Linked DNA regions of Mus musculus: region 1 is linked to region 2. A link is a loop called in an ENCODE intact Hi-C map of the cell type or tissue named here. Cell type or tissue: gastrocnemius. All regions are shown on one strand. Links, peaks and the distances in the headings refer to the core of each region. The heading gives the core; the rest is flanking DNA.

The links. Hi-C counts contacts between places; a loop is a spot of excess contacts. Peaks named below come from ENCODE experiments on the same cell type or tissue, not always from the same donor. Only the 100,000 strongest peaks of a DNase experiment are listed, where the experiment ranks them.
Region 1: it touches region 2 in a loop (2.2-fold over the local background); 12 of 42 quality-filtered maps call a loop at or near these places.

The regions. Positions count from the first base shown.
Region 1 is chr10:127,319,460-127,329,965 of GRCm38, forward strand. Arhgap9 (Rho GTPase activating protein 9) reads left to right here and starts at 2,505. Exons shown (of 16, transcript NM_001285785.2): 1 at 2,505-2,972; 2 at 3,235-3,431; 3 at 5,660-5,740; 4 at 6,064-6,171; 5 at 6,385-6,443; 6 at 6,589-6,682; 7 at 6,873-6,968; 8 at 7,094-7,192; 9 at 7,414-7,555; 10 at 7,636-7,746; 11 at 8,179-8,277; 12 at 8,440-8,517; 13 at 8,635-8,688; 14 at 8,931-9,065; 2 more. The coding sequence starts at 2,657. The coding sequence ends at 10,211. Gli1 (GLI-Kruppel family member GLI1) reads right to left here. Exons shown (of 13, transcript NM_010296.2): 13 at 10,423-10,506. In gastrocnemius, for the core only: a CTCF peak has its summit at 5,221 (motif pointing right); DNase peaks (open chromatin) are centred at 5,212, 7,007, 7,313, 8,205 and 1 more place; H3K4me3 peaks cover 2,652 bases; H3K27ac peaks cover 1,775 bases.
Region 2 is chr10:127,251,332-127,261,837 of GRCm38, forward strand. The region is part of intron 1 of Kif5a (kinesin family member 5A); the gene reads right to left. Among named protein-coding and RNA genes, the nearest start is that of Kif5a, 6.8 kb to the right of the region's middle. In gastrocnemius, for the core only: a CTCF peak has its summit at 4,656 (motif pointing left); DNase peaks (open chromatin) are centred at 4,712 and 4,919.

The DNA of each region.
Region 1 (10,506 bases), core at 1,616-9,615, 68 kb after region 2:
AGCACTCAGGAGGCAGAGGCAGGCAGATTTCTGAGTTCGAGGCCAGCCTGGTCTACAAAGTAAGTTCCAGGACAGCCAGGGCTATACAAAGAAACCCTGTCTCGGAAAAAAAAAAAAGGGGGGGGGAGGGAGCTGGAGAGATGGCTCAGGGGTTAAGAGCACTGGCTGCTCTTCCAGAGGTCCTGAGTTCAAATCCCAGCCACCACATGGTGGCTCACAACCATCTGTAATGAGATCTGATGCCCTCTTCTGGGGTGTCTGAAGATAGCTACAGTGTACTCATATATAATAAATAGATAGGCTGGAGTGAGCCGGGCCAGAAAAAATAATTTAAATCAAACAAACAAACAGACAAACAGAAAGCTAATTTTGTCAGGTATGATGGGTAGTTCTGAATCCCAGCACTGGGAGGCAGAGGCAGGTGGATCTCTGTGAGTTCCAGGCTAGCCTAGTCTATAGAGCTAGTTCCAGACAGCCAGGCAGGACTGTTACACAGAGAAACTCTGTCTTGAAAGACAAGCAAACAAAAAGATAATTTTAAATATCTGAATGAACACACAGGTAAAATCAGCCTCTGGATAAGGGAAGGAAGAGAAGGGGGCATGCTTCCCACAGTGAAACAGAGAGAACCTAAGGGAGTAGGTCCTGGAGGGTGAGGACCAGCCTGTCAGACCTTGGATTACGTCAGGGGAGGGGAGCTGGCTTGGCTGTCTCGCATCACCAGAGCGAAGAGGCACTCACCCTCTACTCCAGCTCTGCAAGCAGAAACTAAAAACCTTACACCACTCAGTGGAGGAAAAGCAAAGAATTGAGAAGTTTGCTTCTGATGCTCGGCACTCCCAGGCTAGTCAGTTCCTCTGCCGGCTAGGGAAAGGGCGACATCAGGTGACGTCAGTCTCCAAACACCTCTCATGATGTTTTTATTTATTTTTGAGACAGAGTCTTACTATATAGCTCTGGCTGTCCTGGAACTAACTAGATGTTGTTTGTTTGTTTGTTTGTTTGTTTGTTTTTAAAAAAGAATTATTTATGGGCTGGCGAGATGGCTCAGCAGATAAGAGCACTGACTGCTCTTCCATAGGTCCTGAGTTCAAATCCCACAACCACATGGTGACCCACCGGTAATGAGATCTAACGCCCTCTTCTGGAGTGTCTGAAGACAGATACAGTGTACTTACATATAATAAATAAATAAATCTTTTTTAAAAAAAAGAATTATTTACTTATTTATTATGAGTACACTGTAGCTGTCTTCAGACACACCAGAAGAGGGTGTCGGATCCCATCACAGATGGTCGTGAGCCTCCATGTGGTTACTGGGGATTGAACTCAGGGTCTTTGGAAGAGCAGTCAGTGCCCTTAACCACCAAGCCATCTCTCCAGCCCTAGAACTCACTATGTAGATAATGCTGGCCTCAAACTCATAGAGATGCACCTGCCCCTGCCTCCTGAGTGCTGGGTTGAAGGCGTGAGCCACTACATCGACTTCTGTACCGTGTGTGCACGGTCTCCAATTCAGCTGCAGTTAGTAAATTTCCTGTGTTAAGGTCAGTTAAGGTCTGGCCCCCTAAGCTGCTAAGGAGCTCATCCCTTTGTCATTTCTAGTTCTTGACGGCTCCTTCCACACAGGAGACAGTCCTCAACCAGTTCTTGTTAAGCATAGAAATAAAAAAGGCTGGAGAGATGGCTTGGCAGTTAAGAGCTCTGGCTGCTCTTCCAGAGAACCCTGGTTCAATTCCCAGTACCCACATGAGGGTTCACAACCGCCTGTAACTGTTGATCCCAGGGATCCAACACCGTCTTCTGGCCTCCTTGGGCAGCAGACATTTGGATGGTGCTGAGACATACACACAGACCAAACACTCACACATACAACAAGAATTGCAAATGGACGGAGCCCCATAATAAACCCGGGGACCCCTCCAGAAGGTTGATGCATAGATCATGCGCCCTAATGTGTCCTAGACGGGGCTGAAGGAGATATGCACTCTTCTTTTTTCCTTTCCTGCTCGCTTGTTTTTTTAGTTTTTCTGGTTGTCTGTCTGCACAGGAAACACAAAGCTTCGAGTCTGAGGCAGTTTGGGTGGTCACAGGAACACTGAGGCCTGTGTGAGCTTAAAAACGGGTCATGGCATAACCTTCCCTTCATCATTGTCACCTGTACTTTTGTCTGTGTTCTGCTCTTAGCCTGGCTCCTCCTCCTCCTCCTCCTCTTCCTCCTTATGTGCAGCTCAGGGCTCCCTTCAACATCCAGGATCAGGTCTTTCTGACCCTGGAACATCAGGTAACCTCGACAAGGTATCTAAAGATCACCAAGCTAGGTTGTCTTCTCAGATTCCCTGCCTTGCTTGCTGGGTAGGCTGCTGACCACATCCTCTCTCACCTTATTTATACACTTCCTCAACAGACACATCACACAGAAGTTGGACCCCCCCCAAACCTGTGCTGATCTCTCTCCCCTCTTCCTCTCGCCCTAAGGGTCCTGCACACACACACACACACACACACACACACACACACACACACACACACACACAAAAACACACACGCTCACACACACTCTTCAAACCATGCCCTTCTGTACGGAGGCACCAGCTCCTATTTCCTTCTGGAACTTCAGCACCCCCTTTTCCTATAGGTGACAGTGCCAGCCACCATGTTCTCAGGCCGGTGGTGGCCAAGTATCTGGGGAAATCTAGGGCTGAGTCTACAAAGCCCTTCTCAGGGACCCCAGCTCTGCGCCCTCTATCCGTTCACTTACACTGGGGCAGATGGCCGGCAGGTGTCTCTGGCTGAAGGTGACAGGTTCCTACTGCTTCGAAAGACCAACTCAGACTGGTGGCTGGCGAGGCGTCTGGGCGCACCCCCCAGCTCTCGGCCCATCTTTGTTCCAGCTGCATACATGACAGAGGAATCAATCTGCTGCCACAACCCAGCAGACACTACCTACAACAGCTCCCTCTGGACTCCTGGTAAGTAAGCTTTGAGCCTCCCCCCTCTTCACCTTTCCGACTCTCTGACTCTTCCCGCTTGAGCGCTGAGAGCACTACTCTGTCTTACCTTCTGCGGACTCCTTTGATAAGCCTAGTTCTCACCCAAGCCACTGTGGCGTCCCCTTTACACTCTTAGCTCTAGGGCCCGTGTCACTTCCCGGCAGCCTTGCCCTGCATTCCTAGACAATTCCCAAGGTCATATCTGTCCTCACCTGCCACTCCTTCACATCTCTCTTTCCAGGGACAAAGCTGTATCATGGCTCCCTGGAGGAGCTCTATCTGCCTCAGGAACCCCAGGTTGCTTCTGGGCAGCCTCTTCACCATCCCCACAAGATGTGCAAAAGTGTCAGCACGGGCAATGTGAAGGCCTGCTCCCTGAAATCCTTCAAGGAAGGGCCAGGAGAAAGGTCTCACTGGTGGATGACAGAAGTTGCTGTGGTGAGTTACAGAGCTTCCTGGAGCATAACTCAGAGCTTGGTCGGCCGCCTGCACTACAGCAGGGTGGGGCGGGATCTATGTGAAGTGGTGAACTGGACACAGCCTCCCTCCCTTAAGTACTGAAGGTAGGAGAGGGGGACACAGACAACACCCCTCCCTTAAAGATCAGAGAGGAGGGGAGAGGGGGACAGATGGACACAATGAGGAGAAGAGGCTGAGGTGCTCTGAGAAGATCTCGCAGGAGCAGGAAGAGTGGCCATAAGCAACGTAGGGGATGAGAAAGGACAGTCGAGTTACAGAGGCCCTGGAGGAACAGGGTATCCAGTACAGCCAAAGGAATGTCAGCAGACTGCTTTTCTCCAGTTCTAACTCCTAGCCCAGGGCAAGGTTTGTCCTAAAGTCCTGTCTTCAAGTCAGGACACTAGCAAGTTCCTTCTAACACTGAGTGCCTTGGTCAGCCCCTCCCCCACTCTGTTGTCAGTTGTATTTTGAGCCAGGGGTCTTAGTCCGCAGTAGGCCCAACTCGCCCCGCTTCCTTTTGTAGTTCAGACCGACCTCAAACTCCAGCAGCTGTCCTGCCTCAGCCTCCCAAACGCTGGGGTTGCTGGGATTACGAGCAAGCCCAGTGTACACTCTCTCTTTCACGGGTGTATAACAAGTCTTTCTCTTCCCTAGCTCTAGCGTAGTCTCTCACTTCTTGGTGTCTTCTTTTACTCTCGATGGTGTGAGGACAGGTCACTCTCTCCTCCCCCCCCCCAAAAAAAAAGCCTGTTCCCCTTTCCTGCAGCTCTGGGGCGGGGTTGCGTGGGGGAGGAGGGAAGTTGGCAACAGGAAGTGAGGAGAAGAGCAAAGACTGTGAGGGGAAGAATTTTTTAAAAAACAGCCAGGGACTGGGGTTTCTACCCATGTACCAGGGCCCCCCCCGGGCCCGGAGCTGACCGTGAGTAAATGGGAGAGAGATCGGGAGGGACAGGGGCAGAATAAGTTTTCTCCTCTTTCCCAGCTTCTCGCTCCTGGGGCAGGCAGGATCACATCCTGTCACAGCTCCCTGTGTACTGTAATCTGGCGGGCCTTCTCCGACGTCCAGGGTCCCTGGTCCGAAGCCCTTGCATCCCCTCGCATGCATTACAGGAGGCTGAATGGCTGCGAGCAGCTCCCAACAGAATTCTAAAGAGAAAGGCACTGAGTGTCTCTTTCTTCAGCTCTCAGACCATTGAGGCATGGACCCCAAGGAATTAGAATTACCCCAAGAGTCTTATGCTGGGGAATACAAGGTTGGGGTCCTGATCCCAGCCAGAAACGGAACTTGTCTCCCAGGAAGACGGTTCACAGTGTTCTGACACCTCTTCAGACCTTCCTGTGGCAGAGACGGAGCTGGGACAAAGATGAACAAGGACCATGCCTTTACCAGGACTGCCTAATTACAATTACCTTTTTTTTTTTTTTTGAGACAGGGTCTCCCTATGTAGCTCCTAGTTCTGGCTCCCCTGAAACTCACTATGAAGACCAGGCTGGCTTTGAACTCACTGAGATCTGTCTGTCTTTGCCTCCCAAGTGCTGAGATTGAAGGTGGGCATCACCATGCCTGGCTTTGTGATTACCGCTTGACTAAACCTATTCAAACCTGAACTGCATGTTAGAACCCTAAAAGCAGAATTGGGGATCATCGGATCTATTTATAAGACTGATCTGCTCTCACTGCGGCCACATTTTGTATGTATAGGTGTTTTGCCTGCATGTATGCTCCTATTAACACCTGCATGCAGTGCTCTCAGAGGCCAGAAGAGGGTGTCAGGCCTCCTGGAACTGGATTTACAGCAAACTTCAGCCCTAATGAGGATGTTGAAAACCCAGCCAGCACCCGCCCCTCCCCATCCCGCCCCGCCCCGCCCCGCCCCTCCAGAAGGTAGCCAGTGCTCTAAACCCACATATATCTTTCTTTGTCCTTTAGCATTGTCTCTTTGATTGATTACTGGGGACAATTAACAGAGCTTAGATTTCTAGAGCTGCCAGGACACAGACTTCGGCCCTAACAATGCCAGTAGCGCCTGGACCCCACCTGGGGATGGCGCTCGTGTGCGGCCCTCCCCTCCTGTTTCCCCTCCATCTTCTGTTCTCCGTTTCTCTCTGGGGCTCTCAGAAGGTCAGAAGAAAGAGGAATTTTGTGAGAAGTGTTAAGAACAGTGGAGGTAGCATCCAGATGTTGCTTTGTCTTCCCCTAAACTCAGAAACCGGGCTCCATGGAGCAGACAGAGACTTTGACTAGGGACAGCAGTGCCCTACAGCCTCAGGAATGGCTCGATCCACAGGTGAGAACCCTCCCACTTCTCAGTCACATGTTAAAAAGTTAAATTTATATTTTTAGATTTATTTATTATATGTAAGTACCTTATAGCTGTCTTCAGACACCCCAGAAGAGGGCATCAGATCTCTTTACAGATAGGTTGTGAGCCACCATGTAGTTGCTGGGATTTGAACTCAGGACCTTTGGAAGAGCAGTCAGTGCTCTTAACCGCTGAACCATCTCTCCAGCCCCCAAAGTTAACTTTTTATGACCTTTCCCCTATTCCTTCTACGGCCTGGGACCTCTAAACCGAAGGTTCTTCTTCCTGTTTCAATCTCCCACCCTCAGGGTTTACCAAGCCTCAGCCAAAGCGTCCCATGGCTTGCTCTCTCTGAACAGCCGGGAGCCTTGAGGCCCTGTTCAGCTCTGCCACAGCTCCTGGATGACCCCCACGTGGTGAGTACTTCCTGTCTTCGAATGCCAAGATCCTTTCTGCATAACCCTGCAACACCTGCTCCTCTGAAGCATTTTCTTTCTGGGTGTTTGCGCTTCTCTGGTCTCCCCCACCCCAAACTTTAACGGTCCCCACTTCTGGTAGATTCCTTAGAAACTCTGGCGGCTGTGGGTGGCACAGGGTGGCTTACAGACGGTACTCCATACCCTTCCCAGGAAGAAAGGTCAGGCCTGCTCAACATGACCAAGATTGCTCAAGGAGGGCGCAAACTCAGGTGAGAGCTCAGAATATGCCCGGGGTCTGGGCTGGTGGATTTCACAGGGTAGAAAGCCGTAATGGTGCGGGGAGCTCAGGCACTCCAGGTGAAATTCTAAAATGACCTTTTAACTACCTCTCCTCCTTCCTCTCCTCCCCCACAGGAAGAACTGGGGCCCTGCTTGGGTGGTGTTAACTGGTAGCAGCCTTGTGTTTTACCGAGAGCGGCCACCGCAGTCTGCATCCCTCCAAGGCTGGGTGAGTATCGGCCAGGGGGGTGCTGCAAGGGTTTGGGGTTACTGGTTTGCGCCTCAGGCCGACTGAGGCGGAGGCGGCGAGGAAGGAAATGGAGAGGAAGGTACAGGAAAGAGGAAGCAGCTCACCTCCCTGGAGAGGGAAGCGGTGAGGAAACAAAACTCTTTGCCTCAGTTTCTCTCATAATTGCCAGGCGCGGGCTGGGAGCCGGCCGGAGAGTAGCGTGGACCTGCGCGGGGCGGCCCTGGCCAGCGGGCGCCAGCTGTCCAGCCGCCGGAACGTCCTGCACGTGAGTGTCTTCCGCGCGTCCCCAAAGACAGGGTGACCCGAGGTCGCTCGTCCTCGCAGCGTTTTAGGCACTCCTAGCTAACACTCGCCTTTCCCCCGCCCGGCTCCCCTACCCTCCACTCCCAGATCCGCACGGTCCCGGGACATGAGTTCCTGCTGCAGTCGGACGAGGAGACCGAGCTGCGAGACTGGCACCGCGCGCTGCGGACTGTCATCGAGCGGCTGGTTAGAAGGGTGCAGACCCTGGAAGGCACCCGGGAGGCGAGACCCCGGAAGGGGGGACCCCCCGTGGGCCAAGAGAGCTAGGGAAGGGCTATGGGTATCGGACAAGGAAGTCTCCGATAGAGCCCTGCCTTTGACTCCTGCTGGAATGTGGGGCTCTGGCACCGAGGTGGGGGTGCAGATGTTCTCCTGTCCAACCTCCTACCCCGGCCGCCCGGGTCTAGGATCGGGAGAACCCCCTGGAGCTGCGTCTGTCGGGCTCCGGACCCGCCGAGCTGGCCGAGCTGAGCGCTGGTGAGGATGACGAATTGGAATCGGAACCGGTGTCCAAGTCCCTGATGCGGCTTGGCAGCCGCAGAACTTCCAGTACGAAGCGGACCGGAGCTGGCCGGGCTGGGGTGCAGGGAATGGGTCCTCCCCTCAGCTCACTGTCCTGGGTTTTGCAGGTCGGTGTGCAGAGGGCACTGACCAGAAGAACCGCGTGCGGAACAAGTTAAAGCGGCTAATCGCCAAGAGACCAACCTTGCAGAGCCTACAAGAGCGGGGTCTGTTCCGAGGTAGGGTGGGCTGGGCCCGCTGGGGCGCTGCTCTTCGTATCGGCTTTACTAGAGTCTTTATTTTGTGTAGATTTTGTTTTCGGATTTTATTATTGTAGAAACAGGCTTTCGGTATTTATATCAGGCTTTACTCAAAGTTAGGCAATCCTCCTGCCTCAGCCTGCTTAGTGTTGTAGGGATAACAGGTAAGAGGCACCATGCCTGGCCTGATAAGTCAGTTTTCAGATCTTTTATATCCCTGATCTTAGCATTAACTAAAACTCTAGTGAGGCTCAAAGTAGAATTTCCAGAGCTAGATTCCAGTCTGAGTCCGCCCCTGCCTCCCCCAACCCCCACTGCCCACCCTCATCCCCCGTTGTTTGCAGGTCAGAGGGAGGGCCTACTTGCTCCCAGGTAGCAGCCAACTCCCCACCTCACTCCCTTCCTCTGCAGACCAGGTTTTTGGCTGCCAGTTGGAGTCGCTGTGCCAACGGGAAGGGGACACCGTGCCCAGCTTTGTCCGGCTTTGTGTTGAGGCCGTGGATAAAAAAGGTTATTTTTCCGAAGACACCCCCCAACACCCGCGCCTCTGAAACCTCCCCTTCCCCATGCTCCAGTCCTTTGCCCCCATCCCTGCCTTCCTCCTGACCCCTCTCTCCCTCAGACCACTCCCATACATATTTTAGCGTTAGAGACCTCATCCTTGTCTCCTAGGTCTAGACGTGGATGGTATTTACCGGGTGAGTGGGAACCTGGCCGTGGTCCAGAAACTCCGCTTCCTGGTAGACAGAGGTGAGACAACTTGGGAGGAAGTCCACACCGCCTCCAACACCTCAGAACCCAGAGTGGTTCTGAGTGAGGGAGTTGGAACCGCATGCCTAAGCTACTGGTCTCTCCTGTATGTTGCAGAACGGGCAGTGACCTCTGATGGGAGATACATGTTCCCAGAACAGGCAGGACAAGGTACTTACATGGGAAGCTCAAAAAAAAAAAAACAGCTTTATACTCCAATTAATCCCCCATGTCCTTGACCCTACCCTTCATTTGTTGTCCTACTATGCTCTACTATGGACCATCCCCACATTCTTGTGACCTGGCTTTGATTGTATTTACCCAGAATTCCTAGCCTTTGAGTCAGGAATTCTCTGGCTCTCCTGAACCTTCAACTCGAGGAACCTCTTACCCCCCCCCGCCCCCCCTTCTAGAAGGCAAATTAGATTTAGACAGTGCCGAATGGGATGATATTCACGTGGTCACCGGAGCTTTGAAGCTTTTTTTCCGGGAGCTGCCACAGCCTCTGGTGCCTGCATTGTTGCTGCCTGACTTTCGTGATGCCCTTGGTAAGGGTTGAGGGCTTCAGATAACACCCCTGACGTGGGCGGGCATGTAGTAAAGAAGAGAACAGAGGGTCCCTTCTGACTTTACTGGGGATAGAAAATAATTTATATGGTAACCCTCTGAATTATTCTCGGAGGGTGGGGATATGTGTGTGAATGTTTGCTAAGAGTTGATGTTGGGCTTTGTGGAAGAGTGGAGGGCTTTGGTTCTGCAGCAAGGCAAGCTTACTGTGTGTAAGGCCCACAAGTACCAGACAAGTGATACCATCAGGGGACATGGGAAAGAGTGAATTTACACACCTGGTTGTAACCCTTTCCCCAAGTTCACTCCCTGTCCTTGCCTTTACCCTCCCCAGAACTTTCTGAGCCAGAGCAGTGCCTCTCCAAAATCCAGAAATTAATAGACTCGCTGCCGAGGCCCAACCATGACACTCTGAAGTACATCCTGGAGCATCTGTGCAGGTCAGGGGGACTCAGCAACCTTGTTCGTGCTGGTGAGGATGGAGTGGGTGTTCACTGGGGACCCTGACCAGGGAGGGTGGGGACAGGGAAGCACTGACTTGTGTCTGGGCCTTTGACTAGCTCAGCCAAATGAAGGAAATGAGCAGAAGGAGACAAGGAGGGCTCTGTGGGAGAAGTGAGAGGATGGTCTTCCTTCCCTGGCCTTAGTCTCCATGGGGCAGGGTAGCTCCCTTGGTTGAGCTGTACTTGGGCACATAGAGTGTGCTCCTCCCACAGTGCACAGAGGACACTAGGGGCTGTCCCTGCAGCTGAGAGTCAGGCACTTGGACCCCACTTGTGCCTCCAGACTGCATCCTGAATGTTCCTCCACTGGTCCATCTCTGTTCCCTGTTGGGTCTGTTCTTGCGTGTGGAAGGATTCCAGAGTGACTGCTGACCTGCTCAAACCTAATACTGCTGTACTGGTCTGTAGTGGGTAGTTATCACCTCTCTTCCTTCCCTTGGCTCTGCCCTCAGGGTGATAGCACACTCGGATAAGAACCGAATGACCGCCCACAACCTGGGAATTGTGTTTGGACCGACACTGTTTCGACCTGAGCAGGAGGCCTCTGACATGGCGGCCCACGTATTCTACCCCGGGCAGCTGGTCCAGTTGATGCTCAACAACTTTGCCAGCCTCTTCACTTGACCCAGGCGAGGAAGAGGAAGGCGCTTCCTGTGATTTGTCAGCTAGCCTTTGGAGAGGGCTGGCGGGTTTTCTGTTCTGAAGATACAATGTCCTCCCAAGGGACACCCTTCATTTCCCGCTCCAGTCTCACTTGAGCTCCTGGCTAAGAGGGGTTGCTGAAGGGGAAGGTATAGGAGCCCGCTTCTGCTCTCCCCAACATGACAGGTGATGCTTGTTCTCAGTATTCCTTTATTGTCAGGAAACTGTGTCATTATTAAAGTTTGTTCTTTCCTGGAACATACATAGACTAAATACA
Region 2 (10,506 bases), core at 1,336-9,335:
TGATGAGACCCTAGGGTGAAACCTGCTCAATGGACATGTCTTCCACTGCATTCTAAATATTTATATTTATAGGCCTGAGCTTCTCCCAACCTTGGCCAGAGGATCTTCTTTTTAAGCGGGTTATCAGTTAAGTGCAGAGATCTGTTAATTAGTGAAAGTACTAACAAAAGGTACTGTATGCTCATCCCTAAATGGGACATTTGTGTCAAACCCCCCACACCTTACTCCAGACTCAGGGAACCTTGAGGAAGAGGAACAGAAGATGTACGAGCTGGAGGATAGGGAGAACTGTGAAATGCTTGCTGTCTTCTGGCTATGACTTGTCTGTCTCACTCAGAGCTCACAGCAGCTCCTATCACCCCAGTAAAGGCAACAGGATCTCTGGTTGTTTGAGGCTAGCCTGGTCTACATAGTGAGTTCCTGGCCAGTCAGTGCTACATAGTAAGATCCTGTCTCAAAACAGAAAGAAACAAAAAACAAAAAACAAACTTTGGGTGGAGAGATGGTTCAGGGTAGCATCGGCTGCTCTTCCACAGGACCTGGTTCATTTCCCAGCACCCCTATGGTGGCTCACAACTCTCTGTCACGTGGGATCCAGAGGATCTGATGGCCTGATGGCCTCTTCTGGCTTCCATGTGCACCAGGCATGCACGTGGTACAGAGATACACACATGCAAAACACCCATACATGTCAAAAAATAGCAAAATTAATTTTTAAACTGGGGCTGGAAATGCACCATTGGTAGAATGCTTGCCTACCATGTTCCTGGATTTGGTCCCCAGCGCTAAATAAAGGAGGTGTGGTAGCTCGTGTCTGTAAGCCTAGCACGGTGGAGGCAGATGCTGGAGGATGACCCCAAGCCGTCCTCAGCTACCCAAGGACTTCACAAAGCAAAAGACTGAACAAAAAAAAAAATTTTTTTTTAAATTAAATCTGGCTTTTGGTTAAAACCAGCCGGAAGCACTTATTTGGCTGCTCCATGATCAATGCTACCAAAGCTGGGGGGCAGCGGGGATGAGAGGCTTCGAGAACACCTGCTATAGCAAGGGCAAGACCCTGGGCTTGATCCTGCCACCAAAATATCAAGTTACACTTAAAAAGGATGACGCCCGGAGATGGAGTTCACAAAGGAGAGGAGTTGGGGAAGCAGCTCCTTAATGGGGCGTGGCAGACCGGTTCTAGCAAGTCATCCTGCTCCATCAAGGGCTGAAATATTAATACTCTGCACCAGGATTCCAGTGCTAGGGATGTGGTTTGCAAGATCACTTACTGAAGTGATAAGAAATGGACAGAAAGAAAACGTTAACTCCAGAGGTCTGTCCTAAAGAAAACCATAAGATAGTCAAACAATTGGAGTGTGGTCCAGTGAGTGTGTAGCATACATGGGACCCTGAGCCCTCATCAGCCTCAGCACAGAAGGAAAGAAGATGGGATGGGGCCGAGGATGGGAGAGGAAAAAGGAATAAAAGTTTTAAAGATTATATATACATATATGTATATTATACATCACTGTATCTATACATGTATTTATATACATATATGTATATACAAATATATATTTATACATACATATAAATATATTTAAATGTATACAGACACACATTTTATATATGTGTGTGTGTGTATATATACATATATATATGTGTATACTTGTGTGTATATATCCTGAATAGGAAAACATGCTAATAGCAGCTATCCTCCATTAGAGAGCCTCCACTTTTATTTCATTTGATTATTTTTGGAGGACAGGCCCTCATGCCGTAGTCCGGGATAACCATCAATTCATGGCAAAGCCCCTCAGCTTAGTTTCCAGAAGGCTGCGCCTGCGGAGGGAGCCACCGTGCTGCTTCAGTCTGAGGCTTATGGTTGTTGCTGTTTTATTTTGCCTTTTACTTAAAACTTTTCTGCAGTCTTTGTGACCCAAGTCTCGTCGCTTTGTGAGCCTGGTCTTTAAGTCTGAGCTCTCTCTCCAGCTCACTCCTAGCACTCAGGGTGGCAGCAGAGACCGGCATATTTCAGTGAGTTTGAGGGCTAGCCTGGTCTACAGAGTGAGACCCTGTCTAAACAACAACAATAGCAGCAGCAGCAAGAAGAACAAACTTTTTTCCCCCAAAATAAGAAAACTTCTTTTTTTTTTTAAATCTGAAAATCTACTATTTTTGTTTTGGGGGACATTCAAAAAGTGAATTCTGGCTTGGAATTCACTGTGGACCATGCAGGCCCTGAACTCAGAGATTCTCCTGTCTCTGCCTCCCAAATGCTAAGGATAAAGGTGTGAGATACCACACCCAGACCAGAAAGTCTAAAGTTGATTTCTTTTAGCAAATTTATTTATTTATTTATTTATTATTTATTTATTTATTTATTTATTTATATGAACACACCTTAGCTGTCTTCAGACACACCAGAAGAGGGCATCGGATGTGAGCCACCATGTGGGTGCTGGAACTCAGGACCTCTGGAAGAGCAGCCAGCCAGTGCTCTTAAGCCCTAAGCCATCTCTCCAGCCCCAAGTCTGAAGGTTTTAAACAAAGAGATTGATCTCTTTGTTCAGCAACATGTGTGGGGTGGTGTCAGTGCTCAGGAGACAAGCCTCCCAGACCACCCCAGACAGCAGTCACTCAGCTGCTCACACCAGACCACCCCAGACAGCAATCACTCAGCTGCTCACATGTTGGATGAGATGGATTTTATGTGCTGATATGGAAAGATTTCCAAGGTTCAAAGGTAATTTTTTTAAAGCACAAAATAGCATATATAGTATGCTAGCACATGTACAAGAGACATATGTGTGCTGGCTAGTTTAATGTGTCATCTTAGAGGTGGGAACCTCACTTGAGAAAATGCCTTCATAATATCAAATGGTAGGCAAGCCCGAAGAGCATTTTCTTAATTAGTGATGGGGGGTGGTGCAGCTCCTGGTTGGTAATGTCAGCCTTGGGCTGGTGGTCCTGCACTTTATAAGGAAGCAGGCTGAGCGAGCCTTGAGAAGCAAGCCAGTAGGCAGCATCCTCCATGTCCTCTGCATCAGCTCCTGCCTCCAGATTCCTGCCCTGTGTGAGTTCCTGTCCTGACTTCCCCCAGTGATGAACAGCCGAGGAAGCATGGACCAAACAAACTCTTTTCTCCTTATCTTGATTTTGGCCATTGTGTTTTATCACAGCAATAGTAACCCTAACCAAGACATATGCATGTACATATGTGCTTGACTGTAAGTGTATACAATGTATACATGTGTGCAGGAACTTGATTGTAAGTACATATGTTTTTGGAAGTGTCCAAAGAAACTGATAGTGGTGTTTTTTTCTAAAAGAAAGAGGCTAAGGAAGAAAAGTTCAGAGGAAGATTACTTTTCATTATAAAATTTCTATTATTTAGATTTTGTTACATCTTCCTATAAGACTTACTGAAAGATTAGATTAACAACTATAAAATGAGCTGTGCAGGGGTGGCACATGCCTTTAATCCCAGCACTCAGGAGGCAGAAACAAGTGAGTTCCATGCTGTAGCCTACAGAGTGATAGTCAGGACTACACAGAGAAACCTATCTTGGAAAAACAAACAAACAAACAAACAAACACCAAAATTACAAGATGAGCAAGGCATGCTGGTGCATGCCTATCACCCCAGTACTCAGGAGGCTGAGGCAGGAGGATTGCCATAAATTCTAGGCCAGCGTAAGATACATATCAAAGCTGTTTGAAAAATAAATACTAAAACCATTGTAAAAAGATAAAAGTTATGTAAAATATTTAGTGGGGCTGTGATTATAGCTCAGGGGTAGAAAGAGATCTTAGCAAGCATTGGACTCAATCTAGAATCTTCCAGAAGTATATGAACACATATCACTTATGATATAACTTTATAAATTACCTATACATATGCTGAGAATACATGGAATTCTGTGTGTAGGGGCCCATATCTTTAATCCTAGCACTTCAGGGGCTGCAGCAGAAGAATTGCTGAGTCTGAAGCCAGCCTGGGCTACAGAGGGAGACCCTGTCCTGGAGAAGGGTTTGGGGAGGCAGCAGGTGGCTCATGGGCAGACACGCACTGCCAAACATGAACACCTGAGTTTGAGCCTCCAAACCCACACAATAGATGAGACTGCTTCCTGCAAGTGGTTCTCGAATCTCCTGGGTGCCATGGTGCACAAACATGCCTACACACACATACACCCACAGAATAAATAAATCAAATGTAATTTAAACGTTTTTAAAGAGTTCAAAAATATCAAGAGCAACATCCCCCCCCCACAACCAACCAAAGAACAACAGAAACCAAACAGGAAATAACAATTATTTTCTTAGAATGGTGAAGTAAGATTGATTTTTGTATTTTCTATGTGCTTTTTGTCTTTAACTTTGCCAACAATTAAATGTATTAAGTTTATAATTATATTATTTCCTTTTTTTTTTTTTGAGACAGGGTTTCTCTGTGTAGTCCTGGCTGTCCTGGAACTCACTCTGTAGACCAGGCTGGCCTTGGACTCAGAAATCCACCTGTCTCTGCCTTTAAAGGCGTGCGCCACCACTGCCCGGCCCAATGTTATTTATTTATTTATTTATTTATTTATTTATTTTTAAACTCTACCTTAGTTCTCTAACTTTGATCCACATCCATGTTTCTTCCACCCAGTGGTCAGAAACAGAAACACAGCGTGTCTATCTCAGACCAATGACGTGCCTCTCTTCTCCGCCAATGATTCTCCACCATGCTGCCTGGATGCCTTCCAGCCAAAGGGGGCTAAATATAACTTTCCAGCCAGGCTGGCCCCTCCCACCTCCCCCCACCCCACCCCCACCCCCCCGGGAACACGGGAACCAACACACGCAAATCTACACACACTCTTTCAAAACATTCCCAGTGGTAGGATTCCAGAAAGCGCTGGATGAATAAGATGGCGGGCGCTCTCCAAATGCTGAAGCTGAGGCGTGCCTGGCTGGAAAGGAGTGCAGAGGGAAGATGGGCGGGGCTCTCAGGCCTGTGAGGAGGATAAAAGACACTCAAGACCTAAGGAATGGGTGCATTTACCATTCTTGTGATCAACCATGACAAATGTTATGACTTCATTACTTCATATTTCTTGTCTGGCCCCTCAACTCCAATTTCTAGCTCTTTTTTATTGTTTGGGTTTTTTGTTTTTTCATTTGATTTGTATGGAGCCCGGCAGCCCCATGGCCTCAAACATGGTCTTCCTGCCTCCACCTTAAGTGATGTAACCTAAGATTTTCCATCTGCTAACCATGGTGGCACATGCCTGTAACCTCAGCACTGGGCAGCTGAGGCAGGGGAATCACCAAGAGTTTGAGGTCAGTCTGAGCTACACATCATTTTTGTTTTGTTGGTATGTTGTGTGCTTTCGGTTGTCTTTTGCTTGGGATCAGGGCTTCACTGTGTAGTCCTGACTGGCCTGGAATTCACAGAGATTCACCTGTCTCTGCTCCCAGCGTGCTGAGATTAAAGGTGTCGTGTGTTAAAAAGGATCTTTCTTGGAAGGTAAGGAAATTAACACAGAGCTGGTAAACGCCATTTGTTTGCTTCGGACAGGACCTTGCTAGGTAGCCCAGGCTAGCCTGCGACTCACAGTCCTCATTCCTGCCTCTGGGCTTCCAAGTGCTGTAATCAGCACCACTGCAGCCACACCCTGCTAGAAGGATGCCTTCTGATGGTCCACTGCTGCCGCTGCCCCGGGTTCTCCCGAAGTTTCAAATCACCACCCAGATCTAGAATGTCCCCAAGGACAACACCCGTCCAAATCCCCCCGCACCAAGCACAGTCCCTGGAACTCAGCGACTCCCTGTGTTTGCTGAATAAACAGATATCGACTAGGAAGAGCTGGGTACAGGCCTAGAGGTTTGGATGCAGCCATTCATAAGAGGACAGAGTGTTTAGCACTTCCAAATTAGGCGTGTGCAGAGACAAGATGTATAAAAACCATTTTATTTACTTTTGTTGTATTCGTATGAGTGTCTCTTTACATGTATATATGTATGTGTGTGTGCCATCTGCATGCCCAGTGCCTGTGGAGATCAGAAAAAGGGTAGCCGATTCCCTGGACCCGGAGTTACAGACAGTTGTGAGTTCCTATGAGGCTTCTGGGGACTGAACCCAGGTCCTCTGGAAGAGCAGCCAGTGCTCTTAACCTCTGAGCCATCTCCTCAGCAATTCCTTCCCCACCTTCTGTTTGTTTGTTTGGTTTGGTTTTTGGTTCTGGGGGGACAAGGTTTCTCTATGTAGCCTTGGCTGGCCTCAAACTCAGAGATCCACCTGCGTGTACCTACCCTGTGCTGGGATTAAAGGTGTGCACCACCATGTGCCACCACGCCCTGGCTCCCTTACCTTCTTTTTCAGGCATGGTCTCCGTAGAGTCCAAGTTAGCCTCAGAGTTCCAATCCTCCTGCCTTAGCTTCCCGAGTGCTAGGATTCACAGGGCGTGAACCATAGTGCTCAGCTAACATTTTAGCTGTTAATCTGTTTATTTGGGGGCACACACCCACAATGCTACTCGAGAGGCTAAGGCAGGAAAGGGGCCTCGAGCTTGAATGTGAACCACCCTGAACTACACAGTGACTTATAGGCCAGCCAGGGCCACACAGCAAGATCCTGTCTCAATGAACCAGGGCTGGCTAGATGGCTCAGCAGATAGAGGTGTCCGCTGCCAAACCACCTGACTGCCCGAGTTCCATTCACAGACTCACTGGGTGGATGGAGAGAACTGAACTCCTGCACGTTGTCCTGGGACCTGCACTGGTGTTCTGTGATGTGTGTACCCCAACTCCACTAATTAATTAATTTATTTATGTAATTTTAATAACCTAGGTTGGGAGGTGACCCGGTAAGTAAGAGCACAGCTGTGCATGCGAGAGAAGCTGGATCGAAACCATGTAAAACCTGGGCACGGCTGTGTGTGCCTGTAACCTTAGTATTGGGAGGTAGGGACAGGTGGATCCCAGGGGAGCCCAGGCCACAATAGTAACTTCAGATTCAGTAAGAGACTGTCTCAAGGGAACAGGTGGCCAGCAACAGAAGAGGACTCAGACTTTCTCCTTTGGCCTCTGCATATAGGGATATGTGCATGCTCACTCTCTCACACACATGTGCACACATACATGCACACACTACATAGACTCCAACTCCCCAAGCAAAAGTTAAAAGCAGAGATGATATCATGTGCCCATTAGCATGGTGCAGTTTGTGCACGGTGTCTCATGTGATGGGCACAGTAATCCTAGGGGTTAAGTATTGTTATTCTCACTTTATAAAAGAGGAAACTGAGGTTTGGGGTGGCCTGGCAGCTCTCCCACCATCACACAGCTATGATATGGTGAGCACAGTTTCCATGCTCGGACATGGAACAGCAAACGCCAACCGTGCGTCAGCTCCTCCTCCTCCTTACAGCTTCACCTCTGCTTGTCGCATGGCCCTCCCCTCCCCGGGCTGCATTTCTCAAACTGTTTTCAAGTAGAACCAGCCTTTCACCACCCCCTTGTCTAGCCTGGACACCACTGCAGAAAGGGTCCTCCCCGAGTCTGTTCAAGGGGCCTCCTTCCCCCTCCTTCCCCTAGTAACTGTACACCAGCCAATGGCAAAGCTTGGAGCTGAGTGGTGACCTGCAGCATTAGCAATATCCCTGCAGAGTCTCCACACCTCAAGGATGCTCTCTCCCAGCCCTGAAAGCTCCACACTCCCTCTAGCCTTCTCTAGAGACTCTCCTCACAAAGTCCCACAGTCGGGCGCCATGCTGTCTTTGAACCCACTCTGCGTTCCCTTCATTAGTGTACTAATGAAGTGCACTGGCTCAGGAAGTTCCCAGAATCCCGTGATGGCTTTGCATCACATGTGCTGATTGATGTTAATGGGGAGCCAAGGGTAGGGATCTAGAGACCTACTTAGTTGTCGCCTTTGGTAGAACCCAAATCTTCAAGCACCAGGCCCTATTCTATGGTAACATCTTTGGGGGTTGTTGCCACGGTAACGCTTGAGTGACACTAGCCACAGTGAATACTGCCTCAGCTCTGCATCTTCCATGACACTTCCCTCAAAGCTAAAGAGACCCTTACTTTCCCTTCAGGACCCTTGAAGTCACGATGGTAGCAGGTGCCCGCGATCCCAACACTCAGGAGGCTGAGACAGGAGGATGGACAAAGTGCAGCCTGGAATTCATAGAGTTCCAGACTGCGCTGAGGCATATGGGAAGGTCTGTCTCAAAAACAAAACAGAGCAAAACTGGGCCAGAGAGATGGCCCAGTGGTTGAAAGTGCTGCTGGTATTATTAGTTCAGTTCCCAGGACCTACACGGGACAGAACACTGACTCCTGAAAGCTGTCCTCTGATGCTCACGTGTGTGCTGTGGCACATGCATGCCCACCACAGGTATCAGACAACAAAATACATAAGTGTCATGAAAAAAAAAACAATAACCCGGGCAGAGGTAGCGCATGCCTTTAATCCCAGCACTTGGGAAGCAGAGGCAGAGGGAGGGGCAGAGGGGCAGAGGGGCAGAGGGGCAGAGGGGCAGAGGCAGGTAGATTTCTGTGAGTTTAAGGCCAGCCTGGTCTACAGAGTGAGTTCCAGGACAGCCAGGGCTACACAGAGAAACCCTGTTTCAAAACACCCAAAAGCAGAATTCATTTATCTTTTGGGAGACCTGAGGAAAGAAGCTTTGGACAGCTGAAAAGGGGGGTGGGGGAAAGATTGACTTTGATTGATTTCTTGCTGTTCCCCTCCCCCACATCTGGCACGGATGCAGTGGTCCAGGCTGGAACAAAGATGAGCCCAGTGAAAACGTCAGACCGGATTCTAAGTGTAAAAGAGCAAACCAAGACAACAGCTCACACACACTGTGTCCCACCAGCCTTCTTCTGTGACAAGGACTGCTGACTTTGTCAAATCCCACTCCTTACACTTCAGAAAGAGATGAGGCCTACAGAGCTGTCTCTCCATCTTGCTGTTCTACCCTCTGCAAGCAGAATGCAGCCCAGCAACAGAAGGGCCTCTGAAGCCTAGAGCAACTAACTAACTGCAGGGCTTCGAGGAGAAGGGAGCACATCACAGGAGGGAGCAGAGGAGAGGGGAGCACGTCACAGGAGGGAGCAGAGGAGAGGGGAGCACATCACAGGAGGGAGCAGAGGAGAGGGGAGCACGTCACAGGAGGGAGCAGAGGAGAGGGGAGCACATCACAGGAGGGAGCAGAGGAGAGGGGAGCACGTCACAGGAGGGAGCAGGGCTGCTGGCTCTGGGGAGTTGTCCTCTCCTACTCAATCCCAGTGTGTCCTCCCTCATCTACCCAGACATTCCAAAGCGGCTTCTTCCACTCCTCAGTAGGCAGGTTCCCTCCCCCCCACCCCCACACACACACACAGAGCTGGAGTAGAAAACAGGGAGAGGTGAGAGGTAGTTGCCGTGACTCTACTGGAGTCTTCAAGGACCTCCCCAAAATACCGAGGCCATCCTTTGACTGAGTGAAGAACGGACTTCCAGAATGCAGGCAGCTCTAAGGATGTTGCCCGAGACAAAATGGCCCCTATAAGAACTTACATCTGGAGTAAGAGACTAACAGGAGGCCTTGGGCAAGGGAAGATTCAGACTGAGTTATAGCCCCACAAGGATTGGCAGAACAGATATGAGGAGATCAGCTATGGAGCTGAGACAGAAGCTGTGTTACCAGGGAGCCATGGGTTTCTTTTCACCCTCCCCCCTTCCCTGGTGTGTCACAGGCCAGGACCCATCCCACACCAGGATGACCCACAGAGCCTAAAAGGAGTCCGTCTCCATAGAGTGGATAAATCTGGAACAGAGACGTTAGCTTTAAAGTCCACCCGAGTGGATTGGCTTCCCATGGCTACTCTCTCCTGGTTTTCAGTCTTTATAACTTGAAGGGGCCTCAAGTTGCAAATTCTCCACTTAAAGCCAGCCAGCCAGGTTACTCAGAGAGAGGTGGGGTCCCTGGGGTTGATAGGGACTGTATTTTAACCTGGCCACACTGACCAAACAGCAAAGACCCTCGGGCAAAACAGAGATACTCTCTTGTGGCAAAGACACACACACTACAAAAACCACCCACCGAGTTCACTCTGTGAAACTAGGACAGGCTAGAGGTAGGAGCTTGGAGCTTCTCCTAGACACGATTACATTGCCTAACTCAGAAGGTGCAGGTGTCCCCTCTCTGGTTGCTTTATGCCAAGCACTGTGGACCAAGGCACTCAAGAATCATCCTGACCTTGACAACTGCCTTCATAGCTGCTCCTCCCATCTGATACTAACAACAACTTCTTGGCTCAATACCCCCAAAGTCCTACAGAACTGGACCTCAGATCCTCTTACCCTGAAAGTCCTTAACACCCTAAGAAAGGTGGAAGGAGCAAGACCGAGCGGCCCTTCAGACCATCACAATGGCCTGGAATGGAAATCTGGGGAGGTGGGGTGGCATAAAGGAAAACCATGTGGGTTTTGGAGTCACAGACTCAAGTTCAGTTCTGTAGACTAGCAGATCTACGGAGTCT